Linked DNA regions of Homo sapiens: region 2 is linked to region 1. Evidence: chromatin contacts called from ENCODE Hi-C or POLR2A ChIA-PET data. All regions are on one chromosome and are shown on one strand. The core of a region is the stretch at or near the end of the contact, and the rest is flanking DNA. Distances in the headings are between cores, read along the strand shown. Region 1 overlaps CLSTN1 (calsyntenin 1). Region 2 overlaps CTNNBIP1 (catenin beta interacting protein 1).

Region 1 (5,947 bases), core at 1,536-4,035:
AATGTGTAGTAGTTGTGACTTGTTGACATTTCCACTATAAATTTTAACTTTGAATTGTTTATGCATTATAACTGTGGATTTATATTGTATTGGGCTGAAAGCTGACACTATTTCAGCCACCATTGGTGAATTCTGATTTAGATTCATTATGTATGTCGGAATCTTGTTTTTTAAAATAAGAGCATGGAAAACATTTCTTGCAATCTGATCTTTAACAAAGAATACTTAGTTTTTTAAACAGTTTGTTGGGCAGCTAATAATGTGAACCAGGTCATTTTTGTATTGAGTAAAAATTTAAACTTCTAGAAACTTAGATTTTAAAAGTAATGACAATGCTTAGGTTAGTATTATTTGCAATTCGAATCATTTACAGCTAATGAGAATGTTTTCTTAAAGTTTTATACCCTATAAATGGAGGCCTAAAAAAATGTGTAAAATGAAACATAGCAAACATGCCAAACTCCTGTTTACTTTTCTTACATAAAAGTAATTTGAGTCCTTGACTAATAAATCTTGAATGGTTATTTAATAAGTTATTAGGTAAGTAATGTGTTTCAAAAAAAAACTAAACTTTGAATGTATTAATTTAAAACTATGCAAAAGCAAAGCTGGCAATCAAACCTTCTACAAGTGCAGGCTGTAGCTAGGCACACACCTATCATTTCAGGATATGACTCATTTTTTAGGGTTATGGTAGATTTCAGTCATTAGAAATTATTTGATTTTTAAGTCAAGATGAAAAAAATACAATAATCAACTTTAGGATTAACATGAATATAAGCTATGCTGCCCCAGCACAACCCAACTCTGTGGGCTAAAGAGAGGCTAGACCCGGGCCGGGCGTGGTGGCTCACACCTGTAATCCTAGCACTTTGGGAGGCCAAGGCAAGCAGATCACCTGAGGTCAGGAGTTCAAGACCAACCTGGCCAACATGGTAAAACCCCGCCTCTATTGAAAATACAAAAATTAGCCGGGCGTGGTGGCACACGCCTATAATCCCAGCTACCCAGGAGGCTGAGGTAGGAGAATAGCTGGAACCTGGGAGGCGGAGGCTGCAGTAAGCTGAGATCGCGCCATCGCACTCCAGCCTGGGTGACAGAGCGAGACTCCATCTCAAAAAGAAAAAGAGAGAGAGAGGCTGGACCCATGCCTAAGTCTCACAAGTAACGGGGATTTCAGCAGGTTGGTTGCAGAGCCCAGACGCCAACCACAGGTCCCAGGGTGGCCCTGATATCAGTCAACCCAGTACACGAACAGTTCCTTTCCGGTTTATTCACTCATATGGATGGTTCCCCACTTACAGTGGCTCAACTTAGGATTTTTAGACTTTACAAAGATGGGTTTATCAGAAGATAAACCTGATTGTAAGTAAAGAAGACTTTGTAACTAGAAATCCACGGTTTCCAGCCAGGCGCAGTGGCTCACACCCATAATCCCAACACTTTGGGAGGCCCAGGTAGGAGGATTGCTTGAGCCTAGAAGTTCGACACCAGCCTGGGTGACAAGGTGTGATCCCGTCTCTACAAAAAAATGTTTTAAAAAATTAGGCTGGACACAGTGGCTCACGCCTGTAATCCCAACACTTCGGGAGGCCAAGGCGGGTGGATCACCTGAGGTCAGGAGTTCGAGACCAGCTTGGCCAATGTGGTGAAACCCTGTTTCTACTAAAAACACAAAAATTAGGCCAGGCACAGTGTCTCGCGCCTGTAATTCCAGCACTTTGGGAGGCCGAGGCAGGTGGATCACCTGAGGTCAGGAGTTCGAGACCAGCCTGGCCAACATGGTGAAACCCCGTCTCCACTAAAAAAATACAAAAATTGGCCGGGCACAGTGGCTCACGCCTGTAATACCAGCACTTTGGGAGGCCAAGGTGAGCAGATGGCCTGAGGTCAGGAGTTCGAGACCAGCCTGGCAAACATGGTGAAACCCTGTCTCTACTAAAAATACAAAAATTAACCAGGCGTGGTGGCGGGTGCCTGTAATCCCAGCTACTTGGGAGGCTGAGACAGGAGAATTGCTTGAACCTGGGAGGCAGAGGTTGCAGGGAGCTGAGACCACACTATTGCACTCCAGCCTGGGCAACAAGAGTGAAACTCCATCTCAAAAAATAATAATAATAATAATACAAAAATTAGCTAGGCGTGGTGGCAGATGCCTGTAATCCCAGATACTTGGGAGGCTGGGGCAGGAGAATTGCCTGAACCAGGGTGACGGAGGTTGCAATGAGCCAAGATTGCGCCACTGCACTCCAGCCTGGGCGACAGGAGCGAAACTCTATCTCAAAAAAAAAAAAAAAAAAAAATTAACCAAGCGTGGTGGCATGCACCTGTAACCCCAGCTACTCGGAAGGTTGAGGCAGGGGAATCTCTTGAACCTGGGGGGCAGACGTTGCAGTGAGCAGAGATTGTGTCACTTGCACTCCGGCCTGGGTGACAAAGCGAGATTCCCTCTTGAATAAAAAAAAAAAGTTAGCTGGCATGGTGGCACATGCCTGTACTCCCAGCTACTCGGGAGGCTGAGACAGGAGGAATGTTTCAGCCCAAGAGTTACAGGCTGCCGTGAGCCAAGATCTCACCACTGCAGTCCAGCCTCAGGGAGAACAAGACTATCTCTAAAGAAAAAAGAAACCCACTGTTTCAAACAAGAGTGTGATGTGTGCCTCTTATCATGACACGTAGGTTGGTCATGTCTGCCCTTAAAAAACAACAGCTAAATATTGCAAGAGACTGTTGGCGTCTCACCTATAAATCCTAGATGATGTTACAGGTTTCATTTGCAGATTCAACTTTTAAACCTTGGTCTATCATAAGAACCTGCAATTAAGGAACACTGCCAGCAGGTGGTGACAGGTGCCCTTGCATGCTCCAAGTTCTCAGGCTTTGATTTTAAAATCCTGCTAGTTAATTTCCAAAGGCGAGCTAGTAGGCCCTTGTTAAAGATGACATGGGTAGAAAAGTATCTTAAACTCTAAGTTTAAAATCTCCAGCTGATTCTTTTTTTCCTCAAAAAAGCATTTGGAACAGGTAAAATATTCACAGTTTTAAAATCAAAATATAAAAAGGCATTATCTCTGGGTCTCTAAGTATTGTCCCTAGTCATAAATTCTTTTTTTTTTTTTTTTTGAGAGTCTTGCTCTGTCACCCAGGCTGAAGTGAAATAAAACTACAATGTGTGCCACCACTCCCAGCTAATTTTTGTTATTTTTAGAGGAGAGGGGTTTTCACCATGTTGGCCAGGGTGGTCTTGAACTCTTGACCTCAGGTGATCCACCGTGCCTGGCTAATTTTTGTATTTTTAGCGGAGACAGGGTTTCACCATGTTGGCCAGTCTGGTCTCAAACTCCTGGCCTCAAGTGATCCGCCTGCCTCAGTCTCCCAAAGTGCTGGGATTACAGGCGTGACCCACTGCACCCAGCTGTAAAACAGATTTTTTAATTACTCTTATTTTTTTTTTTCCAAAGACTGAACACTGCCAAAGAATCTCTGTATGCACAGGTTTAAGGATTTCTTCATCAGAATCCCAAACAAACTAAATTTTAAAGGGCTGATTGAAACACCAAATACATAGCTTAGACATTATTTAGATCAGGGTTTCTCAACAGCTGGACACTCTGGGCCAGACAATGTTTAGCTGTGGGGCTGTCCCGTGCATTGTGGGACGTTCAGCAGCATCCCGGCCTCAAAACCACTGGATGTCCGCGGCCTCCCCACCAAGATGTGCCAACCAGAAGTGTCTCCAGACATTCCCCAAGATCCCCTGGGGGCAATCCTCCTCCCTCCTCCCTTGAGAACCACTGACTGACATCCACCCCGTTAAGGAAAACCAATGATGTCTACATGAAAATCACTTGTACACTTTAAAAGAGCCACTTTAATAATTTGTGCATTACATTGATGTGAATTTCTTTTTTTTTTTTTTTCCGAGTCAGGGTCTCACTCTGTCTCAGAGGTGTGGGACACCCCACCCAGCTTGAAGTTAATTTTTAAAATAAAAACACATTAAGGCCGGGCACGGTAGGTCATGCCTGTAATCCCAGCAATTTGGGAGGTTGAGGTGGGTGGATCGCTTGAGTTCAGGAGTTCGACACCAGCCTGGGCAAAATGATAAAACCCTGTCTCTACAAAAAATAGGAAAAAATTAGCCAGGCATGGTGGTACACTTGGGAGCTACTTGGGACCTCCCAGCTACTCGGGAGGCTGAGGCATGAGAATCGCTTGAGCCTGGGAGGTGGAGGTTGCAGTGAGCTGAGATCACACCACTGCACTCCAGACTGGGTGACAGAGCGAGACCTGCCTCAAACAAACAAAAAACACACACATTAAGTGTCAAATAAATTCTTAAGCTAACAGAACAATTGAGTTTTTTAATAGTACAGTGAAACTTTCCCTGCATTTATTCACTTTTCCCAGGACAAGCATCATACCACCACATACTGTTACACACAATGCAGCTGTTCTACGAAAGGTGAGGCTGGGCGCGGTGGCTCATGCCTGTAATCCCAGCACTTTGGGAGGCCGAGGCAGGCTGATCACCTGAAGTCAGGAGTTCGAAACCAGCCTGGCCAACATGGCGAAACCCCGTCTCTACTAAAAACACTAAAAATTAGCCAGGTGTGGTGGTGGGCACCTGTAATCCCAGCTACTCAGGAGACTGAGGCAGGAGAATTGCTTGGACCCGGGAGGTGGAGGTTGCAGTGAGCTGAGATTGTGCTATTGCACTCCACTGCAGCCTGGCTGACAAGAGTGAGACTCCGTCTCAAAAAAAAAAAAAAAAAAAAAAAAACAAAGGTGAGAGCTGTTTGCAAGCTCTGCACATCTGGATCCACTCTCTTGCTCACAGGCTGGGACACCTGCCTGTCCGCCACCAGGCGGTCTATGGCTGGGCATGGGCTCACCACTACCCAGCTCACAGGGCCTGAGAGCTACATCGGGCTCCTCGTGTTGGGGAGCGCAAGGCATGCATGGTGGCATCATGAGAAAAGACCAGGGAATGAGCAGGAACAGATGGAGGAGGAACCCCTATGTCCTTCTCCCTGGTGCACATCCCACCCTGAACACTAAGAAGGAAGCAAGGGGACCAGACCCTGCACATGAGCCTCAGGGTAGGATGCCAGGAGAGTCCCAAGAACGAAGTTGGGGGTGAAGAGGTGGCTGCAGGGGTGAGAAGAGAAGGGGAAGGGGCTGGGCTGAGACTGCAGTTTAGAGTCTAGGTATCTCCCGCACACGGAGATGGGGCTGTCCCCAACTAGAACTGAGAGCTAAGGAGGAATGACAGGGCAGGAGAATCCAGAAGAAGGGGCTTCTGTTTCCCCCTTCTTCCATCCATCCATCCGTCTTTCTCGAGGCCCAGGTAGTCTTCTAGGTACCAAGAAAATAATGGTGAGTAAAACAGCCCCTGCCCTCTCAGAGCTTGTGTTATGGTTGATAAAAATATGAATTTGAAACAGAACCTGCAAAGTAATCCTCACTTCCTACAATTGCAACTTTTGAAAGCTTAAAGTGAGCCTTCTAATTTTTTTTTTTTTTTTTTTGAGACGGAGTCTCACTCTGTCGCCCAGCCTGGAGTGCAGTGGTGTGATCTCGGCTCACTGCAAGCTCCGCCTCCCGGGTTCACGCCATTCTCCTGCCTCAGCCTCCCGGGTAGCTGGGACTACAGGCACCTGCCACCGTGCCCGGCTAATTTTTTGTGTTTTTAGAGAGACGGGGTTTCACCATGTTAGCCAGGATGGTCTCGATCTCCTGACCTCGTGATCCACCTGCCTTGGCCTCCCAAAGTGCTGGGATTACAGGCGTGAGCCTTCTAATTTTTCCTCCAAATTCCAAACAAGTTTTTTTAATGTGGGAAAATACACAGTATAAAAATTTACCATCTTAACCATTTTTAAGTGTACAGGCCAATAGCATTAAGTACATTCACACTGTCATCCAACCGTCACCACCACTACCC
Region 2 (5,947 bases), core at 1,320-3,819, 110 kb after region 1:
TTTCTCTCCTGGGACACCAGAGAGATCCCCAGCAAGCTGACTAAGTCCCCAAAAGGCAAATTAATTTGCATTTCTGTCAGGAAGGGACCACTTCCAGACCTAGTAATTCCAGGGATGGAGCCTGGCCCAGAGGTTCTGGAGAGCATGGGTCACCTCCAGAGAGTGCGGGTCACCTCCAGAGAGTGCGATCAGACTGGAAATTTTGACCTATGGAAGCTCCATCAATCCCGCTGTCAAAAGCTATGCCAGCTCTTTGCAGGGTCACAGCTTAAAATTTTAATTACATTAGGAAATTTAAAAGTACTTCAAGAAGAAAGGGGGAAAACTGACACAGTGCTATTTTTGGCGGGGGTGGGGGGCACTCACGTTTCTCCACAAGGTACATAAGGTCCCTTCACTCTGAACCACACTGACATGTTCACGCCACCCCATTCCCACAAGGACAAGCCTCATCCTCAGAGGCAGGCCTGGGCATGGCCCGGCCCTCCCATTGCCTGAGGGTCACCCAGATCTTCTCAACAGGCACCTCTCTCTCCAGCTCTTCTCCCCTTGCCCCATTCCCTCCATAGCTTTCCCTCATTAAAGCCTCTATAATTGGTTCAAACAAACAAGCTTCCTGAACTGAGTTTGCTGCATCCCCTCAGAATCCCAGGGCTGGGAAAGCCTCCAGCTTCCTGTGGTGAGGATTAGGTCATTAAATCAATTGGATCGGCTGCAGGACTGTGCCCCCGGAAGCAGCCCCCTCCTCACCACCCGGCTCTGGGGATGGTCATCCTCAGGACCTGGCTGAGAGACCCCAGGTGCAGCCTCCTGGGGAAACGCTTCCCAATCAAACTCTTCGGAAAATAAGTTTTGTTGGGCACAGTGGCAAATGCCTGTAATCCCAGCACTTTGGGAGACTGAGGTAGGAGAATTGCTTGAGGCCTGGACTTCAAAACCAGCCTGGGCAATAAAGTAAGACCCCATCTCTTTAAATTTTTTTTTTTTTTTTTTTTTTTTTTTTTGGAGATGGGGTCTCGCTCTTTCCCTCTGTCGCCCAGGCTGGAGTGCAGTGGCGCAATCTCGTTTCACTGCAACCTCTGCCTTCCAGTCTCAGGTGATTCTCCTGCCTCGGCCTCCCGAGTAGTTGGGACTACAGGTGCGTGCCACCATGTCCAGCTAATTTTATTTTGTATTTTTAGTAGGGACAGGGTTTTGCCATGTTGGCCAGGCTGGTCTCAAAATCCTGACCTCATGTGATCTGCCTACCTCAGCCTCCCAAAGTGCTGGCATTATAGACATGAGCCACCGAGCCTGGCTTCTACAAAAAATCTTTAAAAGATTAGCTGGGTGCAGCCTGGGCGCGGTGGCTCACGCCTCTAATCCCAGCACTTTGGGAAGCTGAGGCGGGCGGATCATGAGGTCAGGAGATCAAGACCATCCTGGCTAACACGGTGAAACCCCGTCTCTACTAAAAATACAAAAAATTAGCCAGGCGTGGTGGTGGGTGCCTGTGGTCCCAGCTACTCGGGAGGCTGAGGCAGGAGAATGGCGTGAACCCGGGAGGCAGAGCTTGGAGTGAGCCGAGATCGCGCCACTGCATTCCAGCCTGGGGGACAGAGCGAGACTCCGTCTAAAAAAAAAAAAAAAAAAAGATTAGCTGGGTGTGCAGTGGCTTGCACCTGTAGGCCCAGTTACTTGGGAGGCTGAGGTGGGAGGATCCCAAGAGCCCAGGAGTCTGAGGTTGCAGTGAGCTATGATCACACCACTGCACCCCAGCCTGGGCAACAGAGCGAGACTGTCTCAAAAAAAAAAAAAGAAAAGAAGTTTTAAGGCCACTGCCTCTTTCCAACAGGCTGTCAGCATAAAGGTATGTGTTAATTTGCATAAAGATATAGGTGTATCTGTTTACTTCGCAAATACACCCATCTGTGCTACAGAGGCCAGGGTTCCTGGCTCCACGCATCACGTGAGCCACACTGCTTGCTTGTTTGGGTGATTGCTTCTGCTCTACTAAGCAGGAGGCGACCTTCCTGATCCTTTCCCCTCCAGCTACCTCGGAACAAAACATAATCCAAGGAAGGAGGAAACCTCCCCCTAAGAGGCTGTTGAGGACTCAGTTTCCTTCCTCTCCAAATGTTTAACAAGCCAATAATCAAAATCAACAATGCTTTAAACAAAGACCCCTTCAGAATCTCCCATGTGTTTATCCCATTAACTTACTGTGGGAAACGGTATCGGGACAAAAACTCCTGATGGGTCACAAGGCCTTGTCCAGTCTGAAGGCAAGGACAGTGGCAGCTGGAGCTGAAGGGAAGGAAGATCAGAAAAGACGCACTTGCTCCAGAAGAGGGGAAAATACAGCACCTGATACAATAGGAATCCACCCACAAACCCTGGAGGGTTTGTTCAAGGTTAAAGCCACCACAGACAAGCTCAGGAGAGTAGCCACAGGGGCGGCCAGTGTAAAGTGTCCAAGAAACTGTCCCTAGTCACAATGGGCGCAGGCATGAACACCCAGATCTGGGCACACCCTGGCAAACTAGCTCAGGAGACGAACCACCATCACCCATTTGTAATGACATCCCCTTTCCCAAAGCCACGAAACTGTTAGTCACCAAACCACAGAAAGGAAGCAGAAGCTTCTGGCAAAACTGGTCTGTTAAGAGCTCCCCTGGCAAAAAGACTCCAGTTTTTCCAGGCCAACGACTCACCCAAGACTGTTACATTTTACAAAATGAAACCCAGGAGTCTTTACAAGCCCATATCCAAAGAATGTAAGCAGGACCTGCCCTCCTGCAAAAACTCTCCATTGAGAGGAAAAAGCTTATCTCAAGGGTCACTGGAAGAGGGTTAATTACACGACACATTAATTTGATGATTAAGATGATTTCTGAGGATTAAGACTTTGTTTAAGTCCCAGAGAACAAAACTTCCTTGCAAATTTCCTTGGAGCACATAATGCAATGTTAAAAAACGAAAACAAAACCAAAAAAGGCATCAACGCACAGGACAAAGCATGCTAGGTCTTACCTGCTTCTAGAAAAGTCACTGAAGTCTGCCAGAAAGACACTAATCATAAAAACTTCCAAGTCCGAAAAAAGAATAACTCACCCAAAAAAGAAGTTCCTAAGAGAGAGGGAAACTGACTATTGTACATGCTGTAAAAGGACAAAGAAACCAGAAATCCAGGACAATAACCCAGGAGGGCCACGGCAACCAAAGGACCTGCAATCAAAATCAATTCCAGATGGAACAAAGTTGTTTTTTTTTCTTCCTCCTCACCTTTTTCTTTTGAAAAATTCCAAAGCCACGGAAGAGCTAAAAGAACAGTACAAGAACATCCACATACCTTGCTCCTGGAGTCCCACTGTTCACATTTTGCTATATATGTTTTATGGCTCTGTGCTGTGGGTATATGTCAAGGTACACGCACACTGCTGCTTTTCCTGAACCATCTGAAAGTCAATTGCAGAGATCATGATACTTGGCTAATGCCTCAGCACAGATCTCCTAAGGCCATTCTCCTACATAACCACAATATCATTAACACCCCAAGGAATTCTTGTTTGTTTGGTTTTGTTTTTTGAAACAGTGTCTCGCTCTGTCACACAGGGTGGAGTGCAGTGGTGCGATCACAGCTCACTGCAGCCTCAACATCCAGGGCTCAAGTGATCCTCCCCCCTCAGCCTCCTGAGTAGCTAGGATTAGAGGTGTGCACAACCACACTCGACTGCTTTTTTTTTTTCTTTTCTTTTGTGAGACAGGGTCTCACCCTGTCACCCAGGCTGGAGTGTAGTGGTGCAATCTCAGCTCACTGCAACCTCCACCTCCCAGGCTTAAGCGATCCTCCCACCTCAGCCTCCCAAATAGCTAGGCCTGCAGGCATGCATCACTATACCCAGCTAATTTTTATAGTTTTTGTAGAAATGGCGTTTCACCATGTTGCCCAGGCTAGTTTTGTTTTTTGTTTGAGACAGAGTCTCGCTCTGTCACCCAAGCTGGAGTGCAGTGGTGTGATCTCTGCTCACTGCAATTTCCGCCTCCCGGGTTCAAGAGATTCTCCTGCCTCAGCCTCCTGACTAGCTAGGATCACAAGTGTGACTGCCATGCCTGGCTATTTTTTTTTTTTTTTTTTTTGAGACAGAGTCTCACTCTGTCCCTCAGGCTGGAGTGCAGTGGTGCAATCTCGGCTCACTGCAAGCTCTGCTTCCCAGGTTCACACCATTCTCCTGCCTCAGCCTCCCAAGGAGCTGGGACTACAGACGCCCACCACCATGCCCTGCTAATTTTTTGTATTTTTAGTAGAGACAGGGTTTCACCGTGTTAGCCAAGATGGTCTCGATCTCCTGACCTCATGATACGCCCGCCTCGGCCTCCCGAAGTGCTGGGATTACAGGCATGAGCCACTGCACCCGGCCTGTTTTGTTTTTGAGACAGTCTTACTCTGTCACCCACGCTGGAATGTAATGGCACAATTGCAACTCACTGCAACCTCCGCCTCCTGGGTTCCAGCGATTCTCCCACCTCAGCCTCCCAAGTAGCTGGGATTATAGGCACCCACCACCATGCCCAGCTAATTTTTGTATTGCAGTTGAGATGGGGTTTTGCCATGTTGGGCAGGCTGGTCTTGAACTCCTGACTTCACGTGATCCGCCCGCCTCAGCCTCCCAAAGTGCTGGGATTACAGGCGTGAGCCACCATGCCTAGCCTAGTTTTGTTTTGTTTTGAGATGGAGTCTTGCTCTGTCGCCAGGCTAGAGTGCAGTGGCACGATCTCGGCTCACTGCAACCTCCGCCTCCCGGGTTCAAGCGATTCCATTGCCTCAGTCTCTCGAGCAGCTGGGACTATAGGTGCACGCCACCATGCCCAGCTAATTTTTTGTATTTTTAGTAGAGACAGGATTTCACCATGTTGGCCAGGCTGGTCTCTCGAACTCCTGACCTCGTGATCCACCCGCCTTGGCCTCCCAAAGTGCTAGGATTACAGGCATGAGCCACCGCACCTGGCCTTGTTTTGTTTTTTAAGAGATGGGACTTGCTATGTTGCCCAGGCTGGTCTTGAACTCCTGGCCTCAAGCAATCCTCCTGCCTCTGCCTCCAAAAGTGCTGGGATTACAGGTGTGAGCCACCACGCCCGACCTTCCCAAGGAATTTAATATTGACCAAGTAGTATCTTTGATATCCACCCCATATCCAAATTTCCCCAATTCCCCCTCCCCCTCAATTTGGCCTTCACTTGTGTTTAATCCAGGACTGGATCAAGGATCTCAGTTGTATTTGGTTCCCATGCTCTTCAACCTACTTAATCTAGAGTGGTTTAGCAGCTTTTCTTTGTTTATCAGGATATTAACATTTTTTAGAGTCCAGGACCCTTGTCTTTAGGATGTTCCACAATCTGGATTTGGCCAATTGTTCCTTAAACACTTTCACAAGAAATTATGTATCTGATGTATCAGTGTTCCACTAGAAGTGCATAATGCCAGTTTGCCCCAATTCTGGTGATGCTGGCTTTGATACCTTGGATATGGATCAAAGTTTTAATGTATAAAACATGGAGTGAATGTATTAGACGAAAACACAGGCAAAGAAAACAGTGCGAGAAGAAAATATGAAATGAAACCTAGAAGTCAGCCGGGTGCAGTGGCTCATGCCTGCAATCCCAGCACTTTGAGACACAAAGGCAGGCAGATCACCTGAGGTCAGGAGTTCGAGAGTAGCCTGGCCAACATGGTGAAACCCCGTCTCTACTAAAAATATAAAAATTAGGCCGGCCATGGCGGCTCACGCTTCTAATCCCAGGATTTTGGGAGGCCGAGGTGGGCAGATCACAAGGTCAGGAGTTCAAGACCAGCCTGACTAACATGGTAAAACCCCGTCTCTACTAAAAAATACAAAAATTGGCCGGGTGCGGCGGCTCACGCCTTTAATCCCAGCACTTTGAGAGACCAAGGTGGGCGAATCATGAG

What was found. A loop is a pair of places that touch in the nucleus more often than their neighbours do. ChIA-PET counts read pairs that join two places held with the same protein, here RNA polymerase II (POLR2A). Pooled maps may share reads with other maps.
Region 2: a loop to region 1 is called in a pooled map, with 2.1 times the contacts of the local background. The contact joins two enhancer-like sites. A Hi-C loop is called at or near these places in 1 of 50 pooled maps. POLR2A ChIA-PET finds 5 or more read pairs at or near these places in 4 of 52 experiments (Caco-2, GM12878, WTC11 and 1 more).

The regions. Positions count from the first base shown.
Region 1 is chr1:9,781,891-9,787,837 of GRCh38, forward strand. All of the region lies in intron 1 of CLSTN1 (calsyntenin 1), which reads right to left. Among named protein-coding and RNA genes, the nearest start is that of CLSTN1, 39 kb to the right of the region's middle. RefSeq lists an enhancer at 4,434-4,934. Within about 2 kb of position 2,786, at least 2 of the 41 ENCODE cell types and tissues checked have a DNase peak (open chromatin) inside an H3K27ac peak, as active enhancers do.
Region 2 is chr1:9,890,807-9,896,753 of GRCh38, forward strand. All of the region lies in intron 1 of CTNNBIP1 (catenin beta interacting protein 1), which reads right to left. Among named protein-coding and RNA genes, the nearest start is that of CTNNBIP1, 16 kb to the right of the region's middle. Within about 2 kb of position 2,570, at least 14 of the 41 ENCODE cell types and tissues checked have a DNase peak (open chromatin) inside an H3K27ac peak, as active enhancers do.